Linked DNA regions of Homo sapiens: region 2 is linked to region 1. A link is an interaction called in ENCODE POLR2A ChIA-PET data of the cell type or tissue named here. Cell type or tissue: K562. All regions are shown on one strand. Each heading gives the region's core, and the rest is flanking DNA. Links, peaks and the distances in the headings are about the cores only.

Evidence for each region. Peaks named below come from ENCODE experiments on the same cell type or tissue, not always from the same donor. Only the 100,000 strongest peaks of a DNase experiment are listed, where the experiment ranks them.
Region 2: POLR2A ChIA-PET joins it to region 1 with 5 read pairs; 4 of 35 experiments call an interaction of 5 or more read pairs at or near these places.

What each region holds. Positions count from the first base shown.
Region 1 is chr2:62,376,911-62,382,291 of GRCh38, reverse strand. No RefSeq gene overlaps it. Among named protein-coding and RNA genes, the nearest start is that of TMEM17, 130 kb to the left of the region's middle. In K562, for the core only: no CTCF peak of the experiment used is centred there; no DNase peak of the experiment used is centred there.
Region 2 is chr2:62,311,377-62,316,757 of GRCh38, reverse strand. No RefSeq gene overlaps it. Among named protein-coding and RNA genes, the nearest start is that of MIR5192, 110 kb to the right of the region's middle. RefSeq lists enhancers at 2,845-2,944, 3,005-3,054. In K562, for the core only: no CTCF peak of the experiment used is centred there; a DNase peak (open chromatin) is centred at 2,707.

The DNA of each region.
Region 1 (5,381 bases), core at 332-5,331:
TGGTGGGATTTCCAGAAAAGTCAGAAACAGTAGTTACTAGAAATACAGGAAGGAAATGTGTTCTTGAAAGATTAAAGCTCCAAGGTTTAAAGCTAAATGTGTTGGCTTCGTTTGTATTCTCTGGACACAGTAGAGCATTTGGGAGAATCCTACTGAGTTCATTCTTCATCCCCTTGAGCCCCCTCCAACTTTGTTTTTACACATATGCATCTCTAGGCTGACATTATGTGCAAAAGAGAAGCACAGTGATTCCTCTCCATTTTCTACCAGCAGAGATAAAGACCTCTAAGGGGACACAGACATAGGACAGAGAGCCATCAAACTTCCTTTTGAAGTTAATATCTGCCACATCCTCAAGGCCATATTTTCTGATCCAACCAAGGAAAGTACAATAACTGCAATTCTCAGAGTCAGCTTCCCCTTTGGGAACCCTAGAATGGATCTGTGTTCCTGAGCACTGTTGCCTGGGCTGCAGAAGACACGTCAGGAAATATAGCCTAGGAAAAGAAGCAGAACTTGGAGGCATAATGGTGTATGCAATTTGGGGGAAATTCAGTTAGGAGAACTTTTAAGAAAATTTAGTTTGGAGAATTTTTAAGACATCCCCTAGGGGTTAGGCATATGGTACATGAACTCAGAAAGAGGTCTGCATTCAGAGATATTTTGGGAGGTAAAACATGAGGATAAAATTGCTTGCTCGCTGAGAATGGACCTTTGCAAACTTATAAATAGGGGAGGAAGAGAAGCCCCTTAAGGAGTGAAGGAAAATGATAGGAGAGGTTGTGAGATGAGCTGGGAAAGATGTGAGAGAAATCCACGGACAAGGGATTAATTTTTTTTTTTTTTTTTTTTGAGATGGAGTTTCACTCTTGTCGCTCAGGCTGGAGTGCAATGGCATGATCACAGCTCACTGCAACCTCTGTCTCTTGGGTTCAAGCGATTCTCCTGCCTCAGCCTCCTCAGTAGCTGGGATTACAGGCATGAGCCACCACACCCAGCTGATTTTTGTATTTTTAGTAGAGACAGGGTTTCACCATGTTGGCCAGACTAGTCTCAAACTCCTGACCTCAGGTGATCTGCCTGCCTCAGCCTCCCAAAGTGCTGGGATTACAGGCATGAGCCACTGCGCCTGGCCAAGATTAAATTTTTAAAATACAAATATAAATATAAATGAAAAGGGAGTGTTAATTTCACATGCAAGTATAAGCAGAAGCATTGGGTAAATGACAGGTGGACCATGTCAATTCTTTTTAGCATGACAGGGCCTCACGGGTAGTTGTGGGAAGAGCATATCAGTGCAGCAGAAGGGGCAGAAACTTGATTAGGACAGGCTGAGGAGAGAGTCAGTAGAAATGGCTCACATAAAAATGGCCACACACAGTCACCCAAGATTCAAGACTGAACAAGGCAGAGGCTCCTCTCAGCCCCTCTGGTGAGCTAAGAGGCAGCTGGAAGAGATTGGTGAAATACACATTCATTTTGCTATTTGTTCATAATCTACTTTCACTGAAGGAATAAAATCCCATTGTTAATAAACAGAAGTAGCTCCCTAGAGATACAAACTTTGGTGTGGAAAAGTTGGCATATATAAGAAAAGCAATAGCCATCTGCCTAAATTAGAACTAGCAGAGAAGAAATGGCCTTGCCAGGCACAGTGAAACACAAGAAGCAGATCACAAATCAAAGAACTGAAAGTGTTATGAGGGTAGGCACGAGGTCCTACCCTCACAACATAATCCACAGGTTAGGGCAGTGGGTGAGAGGATAGTCTTTGCTGCCTTTTCCAAATGGACAGACCCTCTTAGATACCCACCCTCCCTGAATATTTAAATCAGCACCAGTCTTAAGGGTAACTGGAGAGCAAAAATGAGACAGGTGAACAGCAACAGACAATTCCAGGATTTAGATTCCAAACATGCAGAACCTATGGCTCGTAGTAGTATTTTATTTGAAATAATTGATTTCCTGTATATTTTCATGAATAATTTTCTTTGTGTTTCATAGTAATCTTTCTGGTAAAAGATAAATAAATAAATAAACATTTTCCAAGAAGGTCCCCCAGGCTGCTGGCACAGGCTGTGCTGATGGGCTCCTGCTATGTTTCCCTGTGGCTTCACTGAAGGCCCACCACCTGCCTCTACTACTATGTTATGATGACAAGCTGTTTAGTAGTTCTGTGCCTTGGAGACACTGGCGACCTTGATCCCCATTCAATCTGCAGAGCCCTGTATGCAAGTCCTACAGGCTACACTCCTGCAGGCCTGCATTTAGGTTTAGATAACTCCCCTGGGGCTCAGACCCCAAAGGAAGGGCTTGCCCAGGCCACAGTCCTGTTCTTGCTTCAGACTTTCCTGCCACTGCCCCATACTTGTCTCTGTACCTATGGCAGCTGAGCTGGCATCTCCTCCTGGGACACCTGATGTGTTTCATAGGCTAGAAACATCAAATGCGGGCACTAGCACCAACTTTCAGGAAATAAAGCCAAAAGCCCATGACCCTTTTGTTATGTGCTCAGTGCCACAAAACCCAGCTGCCTGTGTGCTGTGTTGTCAGAAAACACCAGTTTCCAGTCAAAATACAGGAAGAGAAGTAATAAAAAATAAATTTCCTGCCAACAATTGGGGACAACTAGATAGAAGAGGAACGATAAAATATGAATACAATGACAACCAGTATGTAGACACCCAGATGACTTTCCTGTTGAAAAGTCTGGCTTGGAGGATGAAGTTGAAGGAGTCCAAGAAATGCCACCCCAAAATATCACACTTTGGTGTGCTGATTGCTTTGAACCAAGGGCACATGGGGAACAGTGGATGCAGACAGAGGCTTTTTCTGAGCTCCCATTAGCTGCCTAAAGACCTTCCTCCAAATGGAACTCAATTGTCCTGAATCTCCTTTGCAGGAATCTCATCCACCAGGGGAGATTAACTGGGATCACAGGAGAGAGCCTGGAGGTGGACACTAGGCCTAGACAGAAACCACCTATTCTCCTAAGGGCTGCTCCCGACCTTGTTACCTGGGAGACTTTTATCTGCATAACAAGAAGACCTTTATTCACCACACATTTCCTCCCCTCACCCTTCCATAACTTGTGTGGCCGCCACCTCCCAGAAGCCCCAAGCCCCCATTGCTTTCTGTATCTCAGGATGCTCTAAGCTTCAGTCATATGCCTCTTCTTCAAGTCTCATATTTTGTAAGACTCCCATGCATGCATAGGTAATTAAATATGGCTTTTCCCCTGTTCATTAGTCTTACATTAACTTAATTCATAGCCCAGCCAAGGAACCTAGAAGGCTATAGGAAAGCCATTTTTTACTCCCCTACAGAAGCAGAGTTAGTCATGTATTCCTGGGGCCTTCAGGAATCAGTTCTCATCTCTGAGGCTGGCTCCTCCATGTTCTATTTTCTTTCTTTCAAAAACTTTTTATTTTTAATTATTATGGACACATAATAGTTGTACAGGCTAGGCATGGTGGCTCACACCTGTAATCCCAGCACTTTGGTAAGCCAAGGCAGGAGGATTACTTGAAGCCAGGAGTTTGAGATCAGCTTGTACAGCATAGTGAAACCCCATCTCTACAAAAAATATATAAAACATTAGCCAGGTGTTGTGGCATGCACCTGTGGTCCCAGCTACTTGGGAGGCTGACGTGGGAAGATCACTTGATGTGGGAGGCTGACATGGGTTGGGGGTCAGGGCTGCAGTGAGCTGTGATCATGCCAATGCACTCCAGCCTGGGTGACACAGTGAGACCCTGTCTCAAAAAAATAGTTGTACATATTATGGTGTTGTATTAATCTATTCTCACACTGCTATAAGGAAATACCTGAGACTGGGCAATTTATAAAGGAAAGAGGCTTAATTGACTCACAGTTCTGCATGGTGGGGAGGCCTCAGGAAACTTACAATCATGGCGGAAGGAGAAGCCGGCACCTTCTTCACAAGGCAGCAGGAGAGAGAGAAGTAAGCAAAGCGGGGAAGAGCCCCTTATAAAACTATCACATCTCATGAGAACAAACTCACTATCATGAGAACAGCATGGGGAAAACTGCCCCCATGATCCAATCACCTCCCTCCCCTCGTAATCACATGGGGATTACAATTTGATGTGAGATTTGGATGGGGACACAGAGCCAAACTATATCAGGGGTACATGTGATAGAAGCATGCAATGTGTAATGATCAAACCTGGGTAACTGGGATATCCACCTCCACAAACATTTATCATTTGTGTTGGGAACATTCTAAATCTACTCTTCTAGCTATTTTGAAATATACAATAGATTATTGATAGCTATAGTTGCCCTATTGTGCTACCAAACACCAGATCTTATTTCTTCTATCTAACTGTATTTTTCTTAAGATGGAGTCTTGCTCTGTTGCCCGGTCTGGAGTGCAATGGCATGATCTTGGCTCACTGCAACCTCCACCTCCTGGGTTCAAGTAATTTTCCTGCCTCAGCCTCCTGAGTAGCTGAGATTACACGTGTATGCCACCATGCCCAGCTAATTTTTTGTATTTTTAGTAGAGATGGGGTTTCACCATGTTGGGCAGGCTGGTGTTGAACTCCTGACCTCAGGTGATCCACCCACCTCGGCCTCCCCAAGTGCTGGGATTATAGGTGTGAGCCACCATGCCCAGCCTATCTAACCGTATTTTTGTGCCCATTAACCATCCCCTTTTTATCTTCCCCTCTCCATTGCCCTTCTAGCCTCTGGTAACCGCCATTCTACTCTCTACCTCCATGAGGTAGATTATTTTAGCTCCCACATATGAGTTAGAACATAAGACATTTGTCTTTCCATGCCTGGCCTGTTTCACTTAACATAATGTCTTCCAGTTCCATCCATGTTGTTGCAAATAACAGGATTTCATTCTGTTTTACGGTAGAATAATATTCCATTGTGTGTATAAAACCTTTTCTTTATTCATTCATCTGTTGATAGACACTTAATGTTGATTCCATATCTTGGCTATTGTAAATAGTGCTGCAATAAATGTGGGGGTGGAGATATCTCTTTGATATACTGATTTCCTTTCTTTATTTCTCTTTTTTGAGACAGGGTCTTGCTTTGCCACCCAAGCAGGAGTGCAGTGGCACGATCATGGCTCACTACAGCCTTAAGCTCCCAGGATCAAATGATCCTCCCACCTCAGTTTCCCAAGTAGCTAGGACTACAGGTGCATGCCACCACACCAGGCTAATTTCTTTAAAAAATTTTGTAGAGACAGGGTCTTACCATATTGCCCAGGCTAGTCTTGAACTCTTGGACTCAAGTGATTCTTCTGCCTTCACCTCCCAAAGTGCTGGGATTACAGACATGAGCCACCATGCCCAGCCCTTTCTTTTGAGTATATACCCAGAAGGATGATTGCTGGA
Region 2 (5,381 bases), core at 56-5,055, 65 kb after region 1:
TCCTTTCCCATCCCCATGGCAACCAAACTCTGTCCTGGAATCTGTGCTGGGTCTTGGGTGTAAAAGAGCCCCTCCGGCCAGTCATAGTGGTTTATGCCTATAATTCCAGCACTTTGGGAGGCTGAGGTGTGAGGATTGCTTGAGGCCAGGAGTTCAAGACCAGCCTGAGCAACATAGCAAGAGTCCCTCCTCCAGACTCACACGTCTCCACTGTATATTGGTGCAGAATCCTAGGCCCAGAAGGTTTTCCTACCCCTGTTTTCCCAGGAGAAGTCAGCTTTTGCTTTGACTCTTATCCCAGAAGCAGTGGATCTTTGCCCTTGCCAGTGTAGAATGAGAGTTTCCTACTGTTTCCCAAAGGCAGCCAGACTCTGCTTCTACACCTGTGGCTCTGGGGTGGAAACTGTTTGCTGCCATTCTTCTAGCTGCTTGATGCTTTTACTTGATGAAAGAGGAGTCTTTGGAAGTGAGTCCCCACCCACTTCTTGGCTACACCCTGGCGTAGGGTTGCCTGCATCATCTTGAATGCCTGCACCATCAAGCATGGGGCTCTTGCCCTATCCCCATTTTTTCTCATGAGCACCTAGTGGAGGCCCATGGAAAAGGGCTTGTAGTGACAAACTCCCCTTCTCTCTGGGGCTCCCAGTCATTCTAAACTGATACGCGCCGGGTGCAGTGTCTCACGCCTGTAATCCCAGCACCTTGGGAGGCTGAGGCAGGCAGATCACTTGAGGTCAGGAGTCTTGAGACCAGCCTGGCCAACATGGTGAAACCCTGTTTCTACTAAAAATACAAAAATTAGCCAGGCATGGTGGTGCAGGCCTGTAATCCCAGCTACTTGGGAGGCTGAGGCATGAGAATGACTAGAACCTGGGAGGAGGAGGTTGCAGTGAGCCAAGATTGCACCACTGCATTCCAGCCTGGGTGACAGAGCAAGACTCTGTCTCAAAAATAAATTAATAAATAAACTGAATGCTAATCCATACTTAGTCTTCGGGAATCCAAGACATTTGAGTTCCTTCCTTTTTACCAACACCGGTGGTGGCCACTTCCTTCTGTTCTCTGCCAAAGACAGGACCCCCCTCATGGTATCCAAGCTGTGCAGTCACACAGTGCCCTGTGCTCAGAAGTTCCCCATATTTTTCACTGGGTCCTATAAATCTGTAAATGATGTAGCCAGTCCTGGGCAAAGGTAAAATAGCCCCTGTTCCCTATTTCTTCTCACGGGGGATAGTTACTCTTTGGAATTCAGTTCATTTCATTGCCTTGCGACCTCAGCTCTCTGACGAGTTCAAGAAAAGGTATGATTTGTAGATTATACGTCTTTTTCTCACCGTTTGGATGGGAGTTCTGTTCTTTTTTTTTTTTTTTTTTTTTTTTTGAGGTGGAGTCTTGCTCTGTCACCCAGGCTGGAGTGCAGTGGCACGATCTCAGCTCACTGCAAGCTCCGCCTCCCGGGTTCATGCCATTCTCCTGCCTCAGCCTCCCAAGTAGCTTGGACTACAGGCGCCCGCCACCATGCCCAGCTAATTTTTTATATTTTTAGTAGAGACGGGGTTTCACCGTGTTAGCCGGGATGGTCTCGATCTCCTGACCTTGTGATCCACCTGCCTCGGCCTCCCAAAGTGCTGGGATTACAGGCGTGAGCCACTGCACCCGGCCTGAGGAGTTCTGTTCTTTATTCATCTGCATCCTAAGCAAAAACAGCCTCTTTCTGTTAGAAATTATTTGAGGCCTCAAAGGGAGGTAACAGTGCTATGTTGTCTGCAGATTCCCTGCCAGGGATAAGTTGGTGATGGACAAGTGATTATCCCTGGGTGGTGTGACTCTTTTTTCTACTTTTTATTTGATTATATTATCCCAAATTACTTTTACAATGAGCAATCCCTGCTTGATTAAAAACAACTAGAGCATCAAACTTTGAAGCATCCCTTTTAAACTTTTTTTTGTTTTGTTTTGTTTTGTTTTTTAGTGACAGTGAAATGATCCCTCAGAGTTCCTTCCCTAGACTCACTGGAGAAAACAGCATATCCAGGGGCACAAAGTGATATTATACAGAAGGCACAGACAACAAATTAACAGAACTCTGCTGCTCTAGGACATAGCTCCTTCAATTCCTGGCCTTTGGATCAGGTGACAGAAGGGCCACTCTCTAAATATCTCCTTCCAGTACCATCATTTCTGCACTGGCTAGTAAGGACCAAATGTGGCCCCTGTTCCTTTCCTCCCATTCTGCTTTTGGGTAGTGGCTGCTTCCTGCTGAGACAGCATGTTTTTGGGCACTCCCTCTGGGAACATGGCATAAGAGGGAGTCAGAAGCCTTCCTCTCATCTCTGCCTCCAAGTCTATCACCTTAGACAAGTCGCTGATCCTCTCCAAGCCTCAGTTTTTTTTTTCATCTAAAAAATAAAGGTAAGCACGATAACCACCCCCACTGGGTTTTTTTTAAGGAGGACCAAATGTGATGATGTTTTAAAAAAGTATTTTACAAGCTGTAAAGAACCCTCATTATTCATCTTGGTAAGCAACTTATACCTGGGAGTAGAATGGGGTAGGGGACAGATGGAAATGGGTCCTCACGTTCACTTTCAGAGCTCATATTTTGGAGCAAAACTTGGAGATAATAGTATCTGACTCTTCTCTTGTCTTTTAACCACCACTCCCCTACACCCTGGTGAAACCTCAGTGTGTGGGTGTGGTTGCAGGGGCAGGCTATCTCTGTGGTCACAATACTCAGGGGGCCTCCTTCCTTCCTGCTACCTTCTCCCTGGCTGAGTGGGCATGTGTGTTGGGGAGAGCTTCTACTACCATCAAATAGAACCTATTAAGTACCTGGCAAGTGTTTCTCTGCTAGCTGGACACTAATCCTTTTCTGCAAGGGAGGGACCCCTTAATAGCCATCACTAGGACATCTTCTCTGCCCTTGCCAACGCAGCTGCTGCTTCATGATCTCCCTGGAACAGGAGGGAACTTCCCCCCCAAACAGAAGGTGTGCCCCATTACAAGGCCACAGAAATAAACTCCCTCTGCAGCTTCTCAACTAAATGGGGACTCCCAGATGGTAAGGCCCAAGTTCCAGGAGAAGCACAGCCAGGTTATCCCATGACAGGGAGCTGTCCACTACTGGCTGGTGGGCGATAGGGCACATCTGAAAAGGTGATTCTCTTTGACTAACTGCTCTTCATGGCATACAGCCTAGCAACTTGACCATTGATATTTCCTTTTTTCCTAGCATGGCTTTCTTTTATTTTATTAATTTATTTCAAAATTATATGTATCTGAACACCTGTGAACACATCTGTCAACCCAAGATCTAATTTTTTTTTTTTTGAGACAGGGTTTCACTGGTACCAAGGGGAGTGGCACAATCACGGCTCACTGCAACCTTGACCTCTTCAGGTTCAGGTGATCCTCCCACCTCAAGTAGCTATAGCTGGGACTATAGGTGCACCTGTAACAGGTGCACCAAGCTCAACTAATTTTTTAAATTTTTATTATTTTTGTAGAGACGAGGTCTCCCTGTGTTGCCCAGGCTGGTCTCAAACTCCTGGGCTCAAGTGATCTACCAGCCTTGGCCTCCCAAATGCTGGGATTACAGGCATGAGCCACTGCACCTGGCCTAAAATATCAACAATAACTTACATTTACCTGTGTGCTTCCCTTTACCCCTTTACTTCCATTTTGTCCTAATAATTTTCTTCCTTTAAAAAATAGTTAAATTAGTGTTATCCTTAATTAATGTTTAATTAATGTTAAATTATATTTGATTAACGTAATGCTTAATAAATGTTTAGTTTTAGTTGTTTTTAAACTTGTTAGAGGGCCAGCCACAGAGGCTCACACCTATAATCCCAGCACTTTTGGGGGCCAAGGTGGGAGGATCGCTTGAGCCCAGGAGTTAGAGACTAGCCTGGGCAACATGGCAAGAACCCATCTTTACAAAAAAATACAAAAATTAGCTGGGCATGGTGGCATGTGCCTGCTGTCCCAGCTGCTCAGAAGGCTGAGGCGGGAGGATCACTTGAGCCTGGGAAGTGGAGGTTGCAGTGAGCCGAGGTTGTACCACTTCACTCCAGCCTGGGTGACAGAGTTAGACCCTGTCTCAAAAAATAAATAAATGAAGAACACTTGATAGAAAGGTATTATGTTATAGGTAGTCTATATATAATTATATTGTAAGAACAGTGTAGCATGTAGTTATAGTTCATTGCTTTAATTGTGTAATATTCTACAGTGTGAATATTTCAATTTGCTTATTCATTTACCTGTCAGTGGACATTTGGGATGTTTCTGGTTTGATTTTGTTTGTTTTTGCTGATATCTACAGAGCTCCTAAGGGTATTCTAATAGATATATCTTGATGCACACATTGGGTCATAGAGAATGTGAATATTCAATTTTATAATATAGTTAATATAGTCAATAATAGTCAATAATAATAATAAAATGTATCAATCTGTTCTCTTTTTGGTTGGTACTTTTTTGTACCTAATTTAAGAATTCTTCCCCTCTTTTTAAATATTTTTTAGCGACAGGTCTTGTTCTCTTACTCAGGCTTCAGTGCAGTGGCTCAATCGTAGCTCACTGCAGCCTGGAACTCCTGGGCTCAAGCAATCCTCCTACCTCAGTCTCCTGAGTAGCTGGGACTACAGGCACATGCCACCACACCCAGACAATTTAAAACATTTTTTTATAGAGACAGGGTCTGCTTTGTTGCCCAGACTAGTCTCAAAATCCTGGCCTCAAGTGATCCCTCTACCTTGGCCTCCAAGAATGTTAGAATTACAGGTGTGAGCCACCGTGCCTGGCCTCTTCCCTTCTTTAGTCCAAGAAAGACAGTCCTCTATCTTTTCTACCAAGATAAACAATGAAGACATGCTTTGACATTGCCCAGTTTCATTTTTCTCCATATGGATGTTTTCCTAGCTTCAGTTATTGAATAGTTCCTCTTTTATCTCCTAATATGATATAGCGATTGATATTTTAACCATAACTTCACATTGATTCTTCATAGAAGAAAAAATTTCACTCATAATCTTAATAAAACATTATGTTGACATATACCTTTAAAACATATCAATTAATTACTTTTTTTTTTTTTTTTGAGACGGAGTCTCGCTCTGTCTCCCAGTCTGGAGTGCAGTGGTGCGGTCTCCGCTCACTGCAAGCTCCGCCTCTCGGGTTCACGCCATTGTGCTGCCTCAGCCTCCCAAGTAGCTGGGACTACAGACGCCCGCCACCACGCCCGGCTAATTTTTTTTTTTTTTTTAAGTAGAGACGGGGTTTCACCGTATTAGCCAGGATGGTCTCGATCTCCTGACCTCGTGATCCACCCGCCTCGGCCTCCCAAAGTTCTGGGATTACAGGCGTGAGCCACCGCG